2 separate regions of the Homo sapiens genome follow, and region 2 is linked to region 1. Evidence: chromatin loops called from intact Hi-C (ENCODE). Cell type or tissue: testis. All regions are shown on one strand. Each heading gives the region's core, and the rest is flanking DNA. Links, peaks and the distances in the headings are about the cores only. Region 1 overlaps ZFAND3 (zinc finger AN1-type containing 3). Region 2 overlaps RNF8 (ring finger protein 8).

Evidence for each region. Peaks named below come from ENCODE experiments on the same cell type or tissue, not always from the same donor. Only the 100,000 strongest peaks of a DNase experiment are listed, where the experiment ranks them.
Region 2: a loop joins it to region 1, with 4 times the contacts of the local background. A loop is called at or near these places in 1 of 110 quality-filtered maps.

What each region holds. Positions count from the first base shown.
Region 1 is chr6:38,149,207-38,162,334 of GRCh38, reverse strand. It overlaps ZFAND3 (zinc finger AN1-type containing 3), which reads right to left. Exons shown (of 6, transcript NM_021943.3): 6 at 7,711-10,100. The coding sequence ends at 9,946. Among named protein-coding and RNA genes, the nearest start is that of BTBD9-AS1, 330 kb to the left of the region's middle. RefSeq lists enhancers at 1-643, 8,678-9,298. In testis, for the core only: no CTCF peak of the experiment used is centred there; no DNase peak of the experiment used is centred there.
Region 2 is chr6:37,387,099-37,392,356 of GRCh38, reverse strand. RNF8 (ring finger protein 8) reads right to left here. Exons shown (of 8, transcript NM_003958.4): 8 at 1-1,615. The coding sequence ends at 1,599. Among named protein-coding and RNA genes, the nearest start is that of RNF8, 36 kb to the right of the region's middle. In testis, for the core only: no CTCF peak of the experiment used is centred there; a DNase peak (open chromatin) is centred at 1,536.

The sequences.
Region 1 (13,128 bases), core at 5,456-9,455:
AGGAACCGCGGGGCCTGGAAGGGGCAGGTCTTCCTTTGAGTGCCTCATGGAAGGTGCCAGAACTCTCCCTCCTCCTGCCGTCCACTGCCCTACCCGCACTTCCTGCCTTGAGTCTACCAGGACTGCTGATGTCACACCCTTTGTCCCTGCTCATGACAGGCCCCCCAGGAGGGCCCTCTCCCCTATCTGGTCCCCACACAGCTCTCTAGTCCCATCCTCACCTGGCACAGCCACCTGGGGGGCCCAGCAACACCCTCTGGAACCTGGCTGACTGAGCCCACTCTCAACCCATGACTGCTGTGGGGCCGACAGCTCCCTGCAAGCCCTCTGACATCGCAGAACCATCCCTGCAGGACTTGGTGGCCTAAACGTTTGTTTTGCTGGGGAACCTGTAGTTTGGCCAGGGCTTGGCAGGGACGGCTCCTATCTGCTCCGCTTGGCACCACCAGGTCAGCCCAAAGGTTGGGGTGGGCCATCTGAAGCCTTGCTCACTGGCCATGGGTGCTGCTGGTGCACAGCTGGGCACCTGGGCACCACTGTCTCCGTCTGGTCTTGCCACATGGTCTCTTCAGCATGGAGGCTTCAAAGGAGCAATATTTTTTTTCTTTAATTGAGGTGAAATTCACAGAACGTAAAATTCACCATTTAAAATGAACAATTCGGTGGCATTCGGCACATCATGGTGTTGTGCAACCACCACTTCCCAGAAGGGATCCCCACACCCATTGGGCAGTTGCTCTTATCCTCTCCTCCCCCAGCTCCTGGTGCCAGCCCACCTGCTGTCTGTCTCTGCCGCGCTCCCCACCCTGCTGTTGCATGTACACGGAACCACACGTTCACCTTCGTGGCTGGCTCCTTTCACTTTGCAGAATGTTTCCGAGGTTCACCTGGGCTGCCGCTCGGGTCAGCACTTTCCTTCGTTTATGGCTGAACTGCGGGGCTGCATCAGGCTTTGTGTATCCTTCGGCCCCCTGACGGACACTTGGGTTGTTTCTACTTTGGGTTGTCATGAACAGGGCTGCCTGGAACATGGGAGGACTTGTGTGAGTCCCAGCTTTCAGCTCTCTCTCGTGTATGCCTAGCAGTGGCATTGCTGGGTCACGTGGTGATTCCTTTTGGAGTTTTTGACAAGCCAGCAGAGGGTCTACCACAGCGGCTGTGCCGTTTCACATTCCCGCCAGCGACACGCAAGCGTTCCAGCCTCTCCACATCCTCGCTGGCACTTTCCACTCTTCGATTATCGCCAGCCTTCTGATGTGAATAGCCAGACTTCTTGCGCGCCAGCCCGTGTTAAGGCTCATGTCGCCTGAGAGCGCCAGATGGGTCTTCTCACGCGACTTTCAGATGTGGCCTCATGGACGGGAAGGTCACCTCCACCACACGCGCTCCTGCCCGTGTCCAAGGGGAGAGGCTCCGCTTTTCCACGGGAGGAGCGCCAGAATTGAGGGAAAGAACATGTTTAACAATCACGACATCTCCACAACATTTCTCATTCGCTCTCTGACCAGTGCCACTCAACGTGTCATCTCGTCACAAGACAAGGAGCTTATACCAGAAGAGACATCAGCATGCTGCCCCTTCGTCAGGACAGTCTTGTCAGCTGACCCAACTGCGCTGCCTCTCAGGGTCCTGGGACACAGCGGAAGACCCCAGGTACTCTGAGCCTCCCCCAGGTTACGCAGGGCCGGAAGTTTATACAGTTTGGGAGCCCCCCTTTAAGAAAAAGAGTAAAAATTCTGACTCCCAAATTAGGTACAACATGGGAAAAGAATTCCCAACAAATTACACGTTTTAAAGTCAACAAACACCCAGATGTCTGCAGTTCACCCTCACTGGTGGTGACACATCTGTCACATTTTGTTCCTACTTTGCTTGGCTGTGTCCTCTTTCATCACCCTTTCCCATGATAATGATCTTGTAATATCATGTAGGAATAGAAAGATTCCTCAATCTTTCCTTGAGCATGGTCGATCTCTGTTTTGAATTATTGATACTTTAGAAAAGTTTCTGTCATCTTCACAACTCTTATTGGCATAGTCATGTAAATTTTTAGAACTGTCATCAAATGTGGGGCAACTGTTACCAAGTTTCTTTCATATCTGAGCTGTAAGATTCTAGAACACCCCCAGCATTCCTAAACTCATCTTTAATGCTCTGACAGGAGTGTGGTGCGCTTCTGATTGTGCGGCACTGTCGAGCGTGTTCCTAAGAGCGAATGTCTGTATCGAGCAGGTATTGATGAGAATCAAGTCTTCCTGGTTTATATTCACACACCTGCTGGTGGGAAGAATTTTCCACAGACTTCCGGCTCCACATATATCAAGCCTCATCTCTCCTCCACAACCGGTACTCCCTGTTCCAGGTCCCGTAGGACACGTTCCTATCACAGTACAACCGTGGCCTTGCTCCTTCTGGTTACGACACCAGGTGTCAGGCAATGGACAAGAAGCATGTTCTTGAAGCCAGCCCTACCCCAGGATGACTGGCAATGACCTACTAAATGCAGAAGTGACTGTGAACGCACAAATATATCCCACTAACCTCAAACGAATCGTGTCCCTAACTCTGCTTACCCTTAGCCAGAACCCAAAAGTACCATGTGGCCTCAACATCACCCAACAGAACAGGAAGTGTGAAGGAAGGGAAGTTAGAATGGAAGGAGGGAATGGTTTTAACCAACTGCAGTTAAAGTATCTCACTTTTGCAAATTTTATAAAATCTTGGGAACATGCAAACACATTGCCGAGGCCCAATCACGAGTGAGGGGCCTCAAGCTAAGGCTTTGTCTCCCGGTAAATCCATGCCAGTGCCCCACCAAACTGTTGCTACCCCCTCACCCAACCTCACTCACTCCTCACGACCCTGTTCCATATGTCCGTGAGAACACAGAGCAGAAGGATACCACCCCCGCTTGCCTGCCCTGTGCCCACACCTGCCACCCTGCGCTCTACACCCCATCATGGGCATCGATCCCAAATTTCTCCCTCGCTACGGGATCATTCCAACAGCATAAAAACATGCAGCAACTTCTCCTTATTCAAAAGTAAACTCCCTCGCCCCCACATCCACTCTCCTGCCCATTTGCTTCCATTGTAGCAAAACTGCTTGAAGAAGAGGTCCAGCTGGGCAACCTTTCCAGTCTCCCTCCCCAGGAATTGGTCCCCAGCGCCGGGACGGTTGGTGCCTGGGCAGCAGCTCACAGAAGTGGCCACTCCCTGCTCCTCGAAATGCTCCTTTCCCCGCCTGGCTTCTGGGACTCCCATCTTTCTGTCTCTTCCTGCTTTGCTGGCAGCTTCTTCTAGGTCTCCTCTGCAGGTTCCTCCGTCCCTCTGGATGGCATCCCCAGGCACAGCCTCCATCCGTCTCTTCTACATTTACACTCCCTTCTTTGGTGTCCTTGGCCCAGCTTGTGGCTTTAAATACTAGCTCTATGCAGGTGACTCGAAACTGTGTATCTCATTTGTACACCGACATCCACAGCAGCCTCATTCACAGTAACTACAACATGGAAGCAACCCCAGTGCCCACTGACAAAGGGGTGGGCAAGCACGTGTGTTTCATCATACGGTGCAGTAGCATCCACCTTAAGAAGGACACAGACATATCTACCATGTGGATGAGCCCGGAGGACATCGTGCTGGGTGAAATCGGCCAGACACAAACAGACGAGTACTGTATGATTCCACTTCCAGTTCTGGAGATGGACGGTGGCAATGGTTGCACCACATTATGAATAGATTGAATAATACTAAACTGTACACTTAAAGATGGTTCAGAAGGGAAACTGCGTGTTCTGCATATTTTACTACCATAAAAATTATTGGGGAAAAATGCCCATCTCCAGCCAGGACCTCTCCACTGAGCCCTGGAACTGTGTATCCAGGCACCACCTCCCCAACCCCCCAGCCCCGCCACACACACACACACACACACACACACACACACATTCTAGCTGGGTGTCTCGTCTACACCTCAGCCGTCTGCTCTCATCCCACCCCCTTCACGCTCCTGCCTGTCGTTCATTAACGGCATCTCTATCTTTCCAGCGGCTCACACTCCAAACTAGAAATTGTCTATAGTTCCTCTCTTCTCTCACCCACACCCAGCCTATCGGCGACTCCTGCTATCTCCATCCTCAAAAATCAGTCCAGGATCTTGCTCTTCTCACCACCTCCCTGCCACCTTGGAGCACTGAGCCTTCCTGCTGGCCTCCCGGACCAGCCAGCCGGTCCTCTGGTCTGTGTACCTCCCTCACTCCCTGCAGGCTGTTCCTCGCACAGTGGCAGCCTGACCGAACCCCCAAGCGGCAGGCAGGGCCCTCCATGCCCATCGCAGACAAAGACCCTCAGACCCTATGCTTCTCCCCCTGCTCCCTTCCCCCTGCGTATCGTGTATGCCTGTCACCCCTCTAATATTCTTTGCACTGCCCTTATTTTGTTCCCTATAGCTGTAGTTTGGGTCACCATCATATCCCCAGTGTCTGGGATGCTGCCTGGCATATAGCAGGTGTTGAATGAAGGTCACCCTAGCCAGGGCTGTGGGCTGGAAGATGCCCCTAATGGGGCTGCCACGGTGCAGACCCAGAGCTTTACCTCTGGGGTCTATGTCTTGGTCCCCACCCCCACCCCGAACTTGGGCACCTTGTCATACACAGCAGATCCCTCTCCTCCTAGTCTGGGAGTCCCTCCTCTTCAGCTCCTCCTGGTGTTTGGTGGATGTGGGCCTGAGGACTCCAGAGACACTCCAGCTCCCTGTCAGCAAGTTCTCCCATCGAACCCTGTGATGTGTGCCCCAGGCCCCTTCAACTGCACTCCTCACTGCTAGGATTGATAGAGCTGCCTGGAAGAGGTGGCCAGGAGGGGAGCCTGAGGTGTGGGGTCCTTCCAGGTCGAAAACTCAAAAGGCCTTTTATTAGGTCCCGGGTCTGGGGTGCTCTCATCTGCCAACAATTCAATCACCTAACCCTGTGGGACGCTCCAGAGGGTGTGCAGCGGGAGGGCCAGGCCTGGGCCCAGCACGCACTCGGTGTTGCCATCTTCCTGCTCCAGGCACTTTTTCCATCCCAGGCTCTCCAGTGACGGGCAGGAAACACCCTTCTGTGTTTCTGTGTGAATTTGGGCACAGCATTTAAGCCAAAGGAAAGGTGACATTCCATCTGTCTGCCCAGCCAAACATCTGGGTTGCTGGATGGCATACCACAGAAGCCCGGAGATAGGAACTTCCAGGCTGACCTGAAGGGAGTGAATTTGACTACTCTAGGTACCTCCAAGTGGAATCACACAGGATCAAGGGAGAGTTTTTCAGGTGTTTGGCGCACAGTAGGTGCTCAATGAACCAGGGCAACTTTTCCCAAGGTGTGCTGATTAAGAAAAGTTTTTTTGGTAACAAATAAGCTTGGTGTTGCCACAGCCACCTTTCCCAGGGTTTTTAAATTAAAAAAAAAAATACATATATATGTTTAGATATGGGCTCTCAGGCTGTTGCCCATGCTGGAGTGCAGTGGTGCAATCCTAGCTCACTGCAGCCTCCAACTCTGGGCTCAAGTGATCCTCCCGCCTCCACCTCCTGAGTAGCTGGGACTATCAGGCGTGTACCACCACCCGCTCCCCGCAGCAATTAAATTTTTTTTTTTTTTTTTGCATCACATGCCACATGCAGGGTTTGAAAAGAAAAAAAAAATATTTTTTCGTAGAGATGAGGTCTCACCATGTTGCCTGGTCTCGAACTCCTGGACTCAAGGGATCTTCCCACCTTGGCCTCCCAAAGTGCTGGCATTATAAGCTCAAGCCACCGCCCTCAGCCTTCAGGGTTTTAAACATGTGCTGTGTTGTGATGTGCCAGCTGCCTGCATCTTCCAAAGCAGCTCTGATCAAAACCAACACTCTATGTTGCATCTCAGAGACCTGAACTCCCTGAAACCCACTTTCAGAGAACAGTAAGGCAGGTTTCTGAGGACTTGGCCCCTCAGTTCCCAGGAAGGGCTTCCATCATTCCCTTATTAAAGCATTTCAATTTTTCAATCAATGTTATATGTTTAACTGTAGTCGTAAATATAAGGCCTACTGCATTCCTATCTCCTACCCCAAAGAAAACCAATTTTAACTTCTAAGCTTTTTCCTCCTCTTTTACCTCCATATTTCTAAATAACATACTACTCTCAAGTTTTCAGCTTTGGACATCCTTTGTTGATTTCCTGCTAAGAACAAGAACTTGGCTCTCTTATCCTCTGCCACCAATACACAGGCACATTCTTTCCCTCTCCCAGTCTCCTACTGAGATCCAGCATATATTTTTACCAGAGCAATATTCACTAGTATTTGTGTTTACATTATTTGTACGTAAATATTATTCACAGCTGAGTCACACAGGGTCTGCAGCTCCTCTTCCTGTGTATTTCTGCTTAGGCATTAATACACTGTTATTACTTGCTTAATTGTCTGTATCTGTCTCTGATTCTTAGACCTTCTCCAAGCCCTCTGACAGGACCCAGTGCTGACAAGATATGGGGCCACCTCGCAGGCCTCGAGCTGTGTGCTGAGTTCCCCCAGAGCCCGCCCCAGGTCCCAAGTCTCCATGTCTTTCTCCGATCACTCCTCCCTCACTGCAGCCTTCCCCCATGTAGTTGCGAGAATGGCTGCTGAGGAAATCAGGTTTTGAGACTCCTGCAGACTTCTCTTGGGTATCTGTGTTACTGTTGTGCCCATCTGGGGCCCTCTCTCTTGGAGACCCCCTTCTTGGGGCTAGAGGGGCTGCTCACAGCTCCCTGAATGTGCTGCTGATGGCTCCCTTGAAGACCACGGCCCACTCCCACCCATGGTTTCCTGTTTCTCACGCCACCCAGCAGGAAGGTTTCTGCTTGTCTTCCCACCATCCCCTCTTCTTGCTGTGGACTGTTGTTGGCATAACAACAGTTATGTTGTTGCTGTGGACTGTTGCTCTGTGAAGCAATCAGGAAGGAGCTGACGCAGACCCAGTTCCTGTGGACCAGTGGGCAGAGCACAGCCCACTGCTCCCTGCAGGCCCGCCTCACACCCAGGCCACCAAGGCCCTCTCTTGCCCTTTGCCCCCGTGCTTGTTCATCGCCACTGGGCCTCTGATTTCCTCTGAGGATTTTCATCACGCTCATGACAACTATGCGGTCAATATCTCTGTCCTAAAAGAAGTGGGGACAGGTCCCACTCCTGTGCCTCGCCCCTGCCCTGCCAAATGTTTTTTGAACATTTAAAAATGTAGTTAAGTTCATCCTATACACCAAAGAGTGCCACAGCACACACCTCCTCCAAGCCAGCCTTTGGGAGCCTTCGTCATCCATCCTGGAGGCCCTTCCTAGGGTGGGGTTCGGGTCTAGGGCATGCTGCCTTCCCTCAGGACCCAGCACCCACCCCACCCACGCCTGGGGCCCTCAGGGCTGGGGCTCGTTTTCTGATCCCCCCCAGTGTGTAACCTCCTGGCTGCTGGCACAGGCTTGGCCCTGCAGACCCACCTTTACCCCAAGGCCAGTCCCGCAGCTTCCCAGGGCAGAGGCTCCCAACAGAAAGCAAGGAAGCGGCTGTTTAGCCTGGACACTAACTGGACGAGTGCCTCCAAGTACTGCAGACGGTCTCTGCACACAGGCCCCCATCTCTTTCCAGCCCTGGCCAGGGAGATGGGTCAGTTTTCCCAGCAACCCAGGGGGCACTTAGGAGAAGGGGTGAAACAAGAAAACCAAACTTTCATACGATTGGTTTAATTTTTTTTTTCAGCAGGAGAAAAAAGAATAAAGTTACAAGATTCTTTTAATATTTTCACAATGTTAAAACTAAAACTGAGCTCTAGGCTATGTGTGTAAGTAAATCTAGAACACAAAAGGGTTAAATAAGATTTTCTCTTTTAAAGATACAAGAATTTAAGCTTTCCTTACATTTAACAAACTTCACAGAACAGATACTGCAGGGGAACAAGCCCCACCCCCCACCCCCCCCAGCTCTAAGTCAGGAAGCGAACATGGGCTTCGCTCCCCCAGGCCAGCTCCCCTGGGCTCCTTCCCATGGCTGCCTCCACGCAGCAGGCAGAGGAGGGGGCGGGGGGCCCTGGGGAGGGCCGGGAAGGGCTCGCACAGCCTCTTCGGGACCAGAGCTTGGCGGAAGCCTATGGGGGGCTGCCTCACTGAGGATGGCCCGTATGGTGGCCAAGGGCTGTGGCTTGACAGCAGTGGTAAACGCTGGGCAGACCTGGCCCCTCTGCCCTGGGTTGCCCTAGAGCAAGACACCGGTCTGGGTCCTGAAGCAAGAATTAAGGCTGGGGATTTTGCAGCGGGTTCCACTCTGGTGGGTGGAGGGTGGGAAGAGCATGACTTCCTATTTCAGTACGTCGGATCAAAAAACATTTGCAGTTGCAGGTGTTCAGCTGTTAATTTGCAGACAGAGTTGAACCATTTGTTGTTTTATAAAAAGGAAAGTTGCTGGGTTAAACTATTCCAGTAGCCTATGTGTGGGCAGATCCACGCTGCCTCCGCAGGGGCCTCCTGCCCTCACCCACCTGGATCTGATGCGGCACTAGGACCACTGGGACTGCTCACCCTGCCTGGGCTTTCAAGGGAATCCTGATCCTGTCCACCCAGCCCCAGCCCCACCTGACTGGTAGTGATTTCCTAACATGGGGCAACCAGGCCCACCCCCACCCTTCCCCACCTGGCGTGCGCAGTTGCAGCTGCTGAAATCCTCTGTGAACATGAGGGGGCACAGGTGGAGAAATGTACCCTCAGGCCCTCACCTACCAGAGCAAATATCACTCTCGGAGCTGGGCCACAGCCACAAACCGCTGTTCTAGACAGATCCAAACCCACTGTCCCTGGGACGTATGCTGCCTTCCCTTACTAAACTTGCTATATGGTAGATGTGGACTGGGTGTCCTTGGACTATGGGGCTGCATAGAAACGAGAATGGAGGCCACGACATCATCCTCTTGGCCCCTGGAGGCACGGGCGGCTCCAGCTGGAAGGGGCAGAGCCCGTGGGCGGCAGCTTCCCCAGCTGCTGCTCCCAGCACTTCTACTGATTCTTGTTGGCTATGAAATGTCTTTTTAAAAAACTCCCAATATAGAAATCTGGCTGCAGAGGCCAGTGTGCAGACCCAGCCACCGCGCTGTGCTGCCATTCGCCACATCTGGTCCGTGCCAGATCCCTGCACTGGCGAATGGCAGACCAGAGCCGGCGGAGGCGGGGCACTCTGGCTGCTTCTCGTGACCTTGGATCCTGTGTAGAAAAGGCGGGTCTCGTTCGTGGACTAGTCTTGAGTGGAGCTAATTTTCAAAGTGAGGTTACTGTTTCTCTTCTTGTGTGATGAGTTTTTTCATAGCAAGTCAGGTAAAAAAATTTCCGTAAGAATCTGTCCCCCACCCCCCATTTCCAGCTCTGTGGGAGAGTGAGGCCACCACCCAGCCCAGCCACGTGGCCAATCTCAGCAGCCTCCCGTGGCCAAGGCACACGTGGCCATCAGGTATCCTGGCTACTGGGACTAAGGATAAGTGAAGAGGTGAAAGGCCGATCATTAAACAGAGTTTCTGGCAAAGCCATGTGCGTCGTGGGAACTTTAACACCAGCTTCTACTCCTCTATTAACTCAGAGTCTCCGTCTGGAACACTTTCCACTTAAGGCTTTTTATAAGTTTGACTCCAGCAGTGACAGGTATGTGTTGTTTTAAATCCACTAGCCATGCTCAAAAAAAAAATATTCTTCATGTTTTAATTTTATACAATGGCTAGCAGGCACCTTAGTAACCAGCCAGAAATCAATTTCAACCACCATCAACCCCTAAACTACAGTACCAGGATGGCTGGCTAAAGAAAGGAAACGGACTGGCTGCAGTCTGACGCGTGCCCAGTACAAGGTGTCTGGCTGACTTTGTCCTAAATAAGGCTAACATTAGTGAACTAAGAACAGCGTCACGTGGTGGCCATGCCTGGCCTTCAGGAGCACCCCTCCCCGATGCGCTGGCAGGAGCGCCCCACTTTCCGGTCCAGCTTCACCATTTTCATGATGGCTTCCTCCCGGCCACGGCCCATGTGGTCGAATGTGCAGTCGTGCTGCTCGGGGAGGCGATGTAACATACAGAACACATAACCTGCAGCAGCGGGAGAAGCAGAGGAAAGAGTGTGTTAGGGTGGCCTCCAAGTGCGCAGAGCCTCACAATTGCCTTTGTCCAGAGGATGGAGGGGCATCCCAGTGAGTGGACAACACTCACTGCAGGGGTTCCTGATGCAGCAGAGAGCTCACTCCAACACCTGCACCCTGGAGCAAGAGGGTCAGCACTTTGCATTCCACAGCTGCTCAAGCCTGTCCCTGCCTGGACCCTTGAAGGGTAGAACCCTAAGTTGATGGCTGCGAGACACAGCCCTGTCCTTGCAAATGAGTGGGCTCTGCGCTCCTCTCCAGCACCATGCAGGCGGAAGAGCACAGGCTGTCAGCTCAGCTCTCTGCTTGGCTCGGGCAAACTGTGATTTCCACCACAGGATGCCCACCATTTCTAGGAGGCAGGAGAAATGATTATGTCTTAAATGACATTCCACCTCCTGTACAGCCGGGGCTTGAGAGGATGGTGGGAGTGATCAAACCACAACCCAAAAATGAGTGGGAGCTCTCAAAGGAAAGTGGATTATTTCTAGTGCTAGAAAAAGTATTAGATAGAAACAGAGGAGACAGCAATGCTGGGCTCCAATCGCCATCTCCAAGGAATCTGACACTTCTAACTGCACTGGGTAGGTGAGAGAGGTTGAGATGCCCACACTCGGGCCCCCAGCTGTCCTTCCCTCCACTGGGTAGGTGAGAGAGGTTGAGATGCCCACACTCGGACCCCCAGCTGTCCTTCACTCCACTGGGTAGGTGAGAGAGGTTGAGATGCCCACACTCGGACCCCCAGCTGTCCTTCACTCCACTGGGTAGGTGAGAGAGGTTGAGATGCCCACACTCAGGCCTCCAGCTGTCTTTCCCTCCCAGAAGCGCAGGATGCTGCAAGGCTCTTTTTGAAGCAGAGAAATCCAAGGGAGACACTGGTCTGGCAAATAAGAGAAAAAGACCAGTGATGAAAGATCAAGAGGCCTATCGAGCAGGGAGCCGGTACAGGTAAAGTCACTCTGGGTCAGGAACAAGGAGGGGAGGGCTGCAGGGAGCCAGGAGCCAGGCTCAGAGAACTCAGGGCGCAGCTGCACCGGGGTGTCTCCCATTCCCTCCAGCTTCCCAGGCAATCTCTAGAGCGGCCGATACGCATGTGGAGCACAGACGTCTGAGGTCCCCAGAGTCTGCTGGCCGCCTCTTTCAAAACGCTGGGGAGAACAAGATCAGGGCTAGGAAGACACCTGCCAGTGCTGGCTGGCTCCTCATCACCTTCTCATCCCATCAGCATTATCTCACCACACCTCCAGGCCCCGTGGGCCTGGATCAGGTCCACAGGAGCAAGCTTCCAGGTAAATCTAGATCCATTCCTAAACCTGTTCTCCCTGTCTGGAGCAGGCATCCCACAGCAGCCTGCCCAAGCAAACACTCTCCTTACTTGTTTTCCAACCAACAGCATCTCTTTTCAGACTTCTTTCTTTTAAGCCCTCATCCAGGCCATAAAGAACAGGCAGCCACCCCTTGCAAACTGACTCATCCCTCCTCACATCCTCAACTTCTTTTCAGAGATGTAGAGGCTGTGCTTTTAGAAGAACAGCAAGAGCCCAAGCAAGGACGAAGTGGCCACAGGATGAAGAGTTTCAACAGCCTTAAGATTTAAGGTTAAGATTCAATAGCCTTAACTTCTAAGATTAACTTCACCTATATTCCTCAGCCTGAGGGAAGAAAAGTGTGTGATGTACTCAATGGCTGGGGACTAACCAGTCTCAAGGATGTAGCTGGCACTCACACCCTACTAGGAAGTCTTGAGCCCAGGCTGTGTGCAAGGGACATGTACACAGCCTAGGGGGCTGGAGTGACCCAGCTGAGCTTGGGCCATCCATTGTGTGAGGAAACATTATTAACTGCTTCCCAGGGAGAGCAGGGCAGTATGTTTGACTCTAAATTGGGATTGGGTTTAAGGAAAAGAACAGAGATGCAATTTCTGTCTCCCGAGAAGCCGAGCTCCCACTTGGTCCAAAAGCAAAGTTAAGATTAATGAGCTCATGTGTTACATTTACTGATAAGTTCATTACTCGAAGATATTGGATACCAGTTGTCTTTCTCCTAAAGGATTTTGCAGCAGAGGCATGGATGGCCTCAATATGCATCCTCCATCTAACAAGTAAATTCATCTTTTTGTAGCAAAGCCTACCTGGTGAGGGAGAACCTGCTGCCAGTCAGGGCTTAGGGTAGGGGCACCAGCAGGATGGCATCAGGATGTGTCTATAGACATTTTTGTCACCAAGTCCTGACATACTTCTGTACTTTCAGCATCTATAATAAGGGGTGGGTGGACCCCTGCTGCCCCTTCCCTTTCTTCAAGATATTGGGATGATTCAGAAGGTCCCAAGGGCTCTCCTCTCTTTCTGATGAATGGTGCTGGCTGAATAAAAGCAGCAGGAAATGGATTACTGCTGGAATTAACTTGGCTCCTGGCTCAGCTTAACACCTCATTAGTCAAAGATGGACTGGGGTGGAAGGGAAATGCTACATCTGGCCCCCCTTCTCCATGTTTGCTTAGCTTGCCTTCCGCCAGCTAGTGAGCAGCCAGCTTGGTGGATGTGAGAGCCCCAGGACTCTGGAAAAAGGAACAGGGAGTGACACCCACAGTAGCTACCCTGATATTCCCTCTACCGCCCAAGGAGTAGCTACCTGATACTCCCTCTACCCTCTATCACAGTAGCTACCCTGACATTCCCTCTACCAGCCCAAAACACCTTATTTCTCTGCCCAGGTTCTGTGTACCTGTTAGACACATCTTGACACTTGGCTTAGGTTTTTTTTTTTTTTTTTTTGAGACAGGGTCTTGCTCTGTCACCAGGCTGGAGCGCTGTGGTGCGATCCTAGCTCACTGCAGCCTCAACCTTCTGGGCTCAAGAGGTCTTCCTGCTTCAGCCTCCCCAGTAGCGCAACTACAAGCACACATCACCACACCTAGCTGTTTTTTTATACTTTATTTTTGTAGAGACAAGGTCTCACTATGTTGCCCAGGCTGGTCT
Region 2 (5,258 bases), core at 1-4,000, 760 kb after region 1:
TGTCTGTACTCTCTTAAAAATGAATTACAATATGTAAACTAAACACAGAACATATAAAAATTGACATATACCCATGCAATCTATAAACAAAACACATGTATGGGGAAACAAGAAGTTATTAAATCAAGGTGGTAACAATCTTTTCCTTTTGTTCTCTATTTTTCCAGAATTCTTATGATGTGGTTATAGTAAGTACTTTTAAAGCATTTTTTCCACATTTAACTTACTTCCTCCATGACTCTACCAGTATTTTGATCAGTAATCATGGGCAGAAGAATGGAAATGAAGACTAAGGACTCCAGAATCCCAAAATTCACAGTATATTCAACAAAGAAAAAATCCCTACCATCCTTAAAAAGTTGGCAATCAATAGTTTCCAACCCTTTATGAAAATACATGGGGTATAGGCTGGGCGTGGTGGCTCACGCCTGTAATCCCAGCATTTTAGAGGCCTAGGCAGGTGGATCACTTAAGGTCAGGAATTTGAGACCAGCCTGGCCAACATGGTGAAACCCTGTCTCTACAGAAAAACAAAAATTAGCTGGGTGTGATGGCATATGCCTGTAGTCCCAGCTACTTGGGAGGTTGAGGTGGGAGGATGGCTTGAGTCTGGGAGGTGGAGGTTGCAGTGAGCTGAGATTGCACTACTGTACTCCAGCTTGGGCAACAGAGTCAGATCTTGTTTCAAAAATTAAAATTAAAATTAAAAATAAAGGAGAGGTGGAGAAAAGAGAGAAAACTTCTAATGTAAAAGAAAAATAAAGAAAAAAGCACATCAAGTTGTCATAAAATCATTGCCTGTGTGTTCATGACGTCAGATAAAATAGATTTGGAAACATTCAAATGCCAGCTGAAGGAAAGGAGTTTCTCCCACCCCTGAAACAAGGTAAACAGTGACCCACCTCTGTAATAAAAAGGAAACACGACAGTCAGGAGGTTAACAGAGCTCATCTGTTGCCACGATCTGCAGCTTGGCCTCTTAGGCTGACATTCACTTGAAGTCTATCATCTGATACAGTCACTTTCTTGGTTGTAATCTATGAGCTGCTGGTGTTTACTTGTGAGACTGTCTGGGAGCAGGAAGGGAAGGAAGGTAAATACACCAAAGCCCAGCTGAGCAACTGACAGGTTTTACATTTTATTTCCAGGAAATGAGATAGTATTTTCACAAAGAAGAGGTAAGCCATCCTCTCAAAATAGACACTGCCTTCAGAGGCAGCCATGGGGTACACCCAACCTATCCAAAACAACTGTCAACGGAGGTGTTTCCGAGGTATCAAAACAGTAACAACAACAACAAATTAAAAAAAAACAGAAGAGAACTCAAATAACTCTTTCGACATGTAGTGAGGCAGAGTCTACGAAGTACCCTGAAGCAGTTGGGTGCCGTGAATCCTGGTGGTGCTTCAGCCAATGATGGCAGCAGGGCTGGCCACCGTGGAAGGCAAGTGACTGAGGGCTTCCTAACTCAAGTCTCTGTCCCACAAGACTTCTCAGTTGACCTTCAGAGCAGCGGAGTCACGGCTAGAGAGAATCCTCCAGACCATCTCAGGCTCGCACTACCTGGCAGTCTTTCAAATGCCCTTAGAGCACGGTCTTCAGAACAATCTCTTTGCTTTGGAGAAAAAGAAGAGAAATAAATAAATGAGGAGCCTGTATTTCCCTTCCGTGGACTCCCTGCTTCCAGCCTCGCCACCCTGTCTCTTCCTCACACAGCAGCCATAGCGAACTGAGAAAACAGAAGTCAGATCATGTCACTCTCTGCTCAAAGCCCACTCCTCATTCCTCTCACAGTGAGTTAAAGTCAAAGTCCTTTCAAAGGCCTACAAGGCCCTACAAAATCTGCGTCTTGCTCAAGCTTCCTCTCCTACCCACTCCCCAGCGCTCACTCCACTCCCCAGCACTAGCCTCCTTGCTGCCCCTCCCACATACCAGCATGCTCCCCCTTACCATTCCCTCTTTCCCTACATGGCAGCATGGCCACCTCCTTCAGAGCTTCCCTCAAATAGTTCCTGCTCAGAGGTGCCTTCCTTGATTACCCTATCAAGAATTGCCAAGGCTTTCACCATCACCCCTTCTCCCCTTCTTGCTTGATTTTTCTCCATAGCATTAATTACATCTAACTTAGATTTTCACTTTTTACATTCTCAGCATCTAGAACAGTGCCTAGCACAAATCTGGCCCTCAATATATCTGTTAAAGATGTTAAAGAAAGGAATGAATTATATACAGGAATAGGCAGGGAGAGGCGGGAATTCTTCCTGTGTTCAGAGAGGGAGGGGACAAGAAAGGCTGTTTACTTACTAGCCTCCAGGCTTTTCCAATAGTCCGCTTCCTTGTGGGAATCCTGGCCTATGCCAAAGGCACAATAAAGTCACCAACCAAATTGTCCCCTTTCTCTGAGACTGAATTCTGGAATGCTTTGTTAGGGGGATTGAAAGGACTACAGAAGTTATTCGTCTCCCACTTCTGGGTAGCCTTTGAGGTGGTGGGCCTTGGGGCTGGGCATGCCCTCAGCCTTGGAGAGAGAGAACCAAGTAGGGTTCCCTCCCTCTTAGCTAACAGCCTCAACTATTAGCTCACAGAAGAATACAGAAGCCACAAGAAAGAAATTCTCTGGACACCCCTCAAGCAAACTTCCTTGCCCCACCCCCCCACGATACTCTTCTTTCTATAAAACAAAGAATGCACACTTCTCCTCTTAAAGACTAATTGCTTTCTGAGCTCTGTACTCCCTGTCTTCCCCTGCTTTCCAACGAGTCATGCCCTACCTGCTATCTTGGCTTTCCAGCATGCCCTTCTGTACAGGCTCCTTTCAATCTGCAATGGAACATGCTCAAATCTCGTCTTTAAAAAACAACAAAAACCCCATTTCACCCTACTTCCTCCTCCAAATACAGCCTTCTTTTGGTGGTGGTCCTCCCCATCTTAGTCACAGCCAAATTTTGTGAAGAAGTTATCTATTCTTTCTGTACTTCCTCACCTCATACTCACTCCCCAATCACTGTAAACTGACTTCTGACTCCACCATCCCCCACAACTTATACTAGATAAAGTCACCGATATCCCACATGCCTGCATACTCAATGGGCAATTTTTCATCCTTATCTTGTTTAATGTCTCAGCAGCATTTCAAACGCTGACTTCTCACTTTATAACTCTTCATAAACACATATTTACTGAAGAGCTACCATGTGCCAAACACTCTTCAATGCCCTGAAAATACTACAAGGAGAAAGATAAAATTCCTGCCCTCAAGGAGTTCGGAAATCTAGAGGCAAGAGTACACTAACAAATATTATTTCAATCTGGTAAATGCTTTCAAAGAAATATAGGGCAATGTAATGAGGGGGATCTACCCTAGACAAGAGTGTGGCCAGGAAGGCTCAAAGGACACCATGTAATGTCTTTTTTTTTTTTTAAAGAGATAGGGTCTGGCTCTTTTGCCCAGGCTGGAGTACAGTGGCACAGTCACAGCTTACTGGAGACTTAAACTCCTGGGTTCAAGGGATGCTCCAGCCTCAGCCTCCTGAGTAGGTGGGATCACAGGCATATGCCATCATGCCTAATTTTTTTTTTTTTTGAGATGGGGGTCTCACTATGTTGCCCAGGCTGGTCTTGAACTCCTGGCTTCAAGTGATCCTCTCACCTCAGCCTCCTAAGTAGCTGTGAGGACAGGCATGTGCCAGCTCTGCCTGCCCCACATCCCTGCCCCACATCCCTCTTTTTCCATCTCTCTCTTTGGCCATTCATCAGTCTGCCCTGCAGGCCCCTCTTCTACTACTCATCCCCTAATGTTGGTGTTTCTCATGGCTAAGAACTTGCCCTTTGGCTCTTAATACCACAGAGACGGTAACAGTGGTTCATCCACTTCCATGGCTCATGATCCCCAAACCTAGAATCTCAACTTGGCCTGTCCTTCAGGCTCCAGATCCACACATTCAAATAACCACTGAACAGCTCCATTGATGTCCTCAGGTGCCTTAAACTTTCCAGTTGAAAACTAAATTTGTCTGCTCCAACTACTCCTATTTTAGTAAATGCATCATCATCAACTCAGGTGCCCCAATAGAAAGAAACCTAGACATGATCTGAGCTCCCTTGCAGTCCCCACAGCACATCAGTCCCACAGACCTGTGGATTCTACCTCCTTAACTACCTCTTGAATCTATCCACTCTGGCCATCCCTGCTGCTACTTCTCTAACCTAGCCACCATCATCACTGGCCATGATTACTGCCTTTATTCTTGTTCCCAGCACCATGTCGTCTCTTCACTACAGCCAGACTAACCTATCCAGAAAAACACAAACATCAACAGTCAGATCTCCACTTCATATCTTCTGTTTCCCCCTGCCCCTAGACTAACTCTGCAACATGTCTGTAACACCCTGCATGACCCAGTCCTGCCAACTTTTCCAGGCTGAATGCTCAATATTCTCTCTAGCACTCTGTACTTCTCTCAGCCCCTAAAAACCCCTTGCTTTTGCTTCTTGTCCTTTCACCTAAAATACACTCCATGTCCTTCACTGACTCAGGGAAGCCTTTCCTTGACTTAGCACCCTTTATTTCTCATATTGTAGGACTTTACTATAAGGAACCTAGGGCCTGCACTTAGAGCAAAAGTTCCATGAGGGGAGAGACTGCACATGCCCTCTTTGCTTTTATCCCCAAGCACTTAGCATTTAGTAGGTGCTAAGAAAAAGGAAAGACCCAGGACTGGGCGTGGTGGCGCATGCCTATAACCCCAGCGCTGTGGGAAGCTGAGGTGGGCTGATCCTATGAGCCCAGGAGTTCAAGACCAGCCCAGGCAACATAATGAAACCCCATCTCTACAGAAAATACAAAAAATTAGCCAGGCATGGTGGCGCACGCCTGTAGCCCCAGCTACTAGGGAGGCTGAGATGGGAGGATGCTTGAGCCCAGGAGGCGGAGGTTTGCAGTGAGCTGAGATCATGCCACTGCACTCAGCCTGGGTGACAGAAAAAAAGGAAAGACCCAGAAGAAAGGAAGCAAGTAAGAGATATTTCTTTGGGGTTGGTTCTGGCTCAAGTTTAATGAGACAAGTGTAAAAGCAGTCCAAACTCTCCAGGATACAGAAAGTAACTGAAGTAGAAGCCCTAGCCAGGAAAAGGAGCATGTCTAGTTATATCAGATTTCTTAAGAACCATAGCAGTAGGCAGTTGGACAGAATATATATCCAGCTGATAAGGTATAATCAGCCATTCTCTATGATTAGTTCATAGAATATCAACTTATT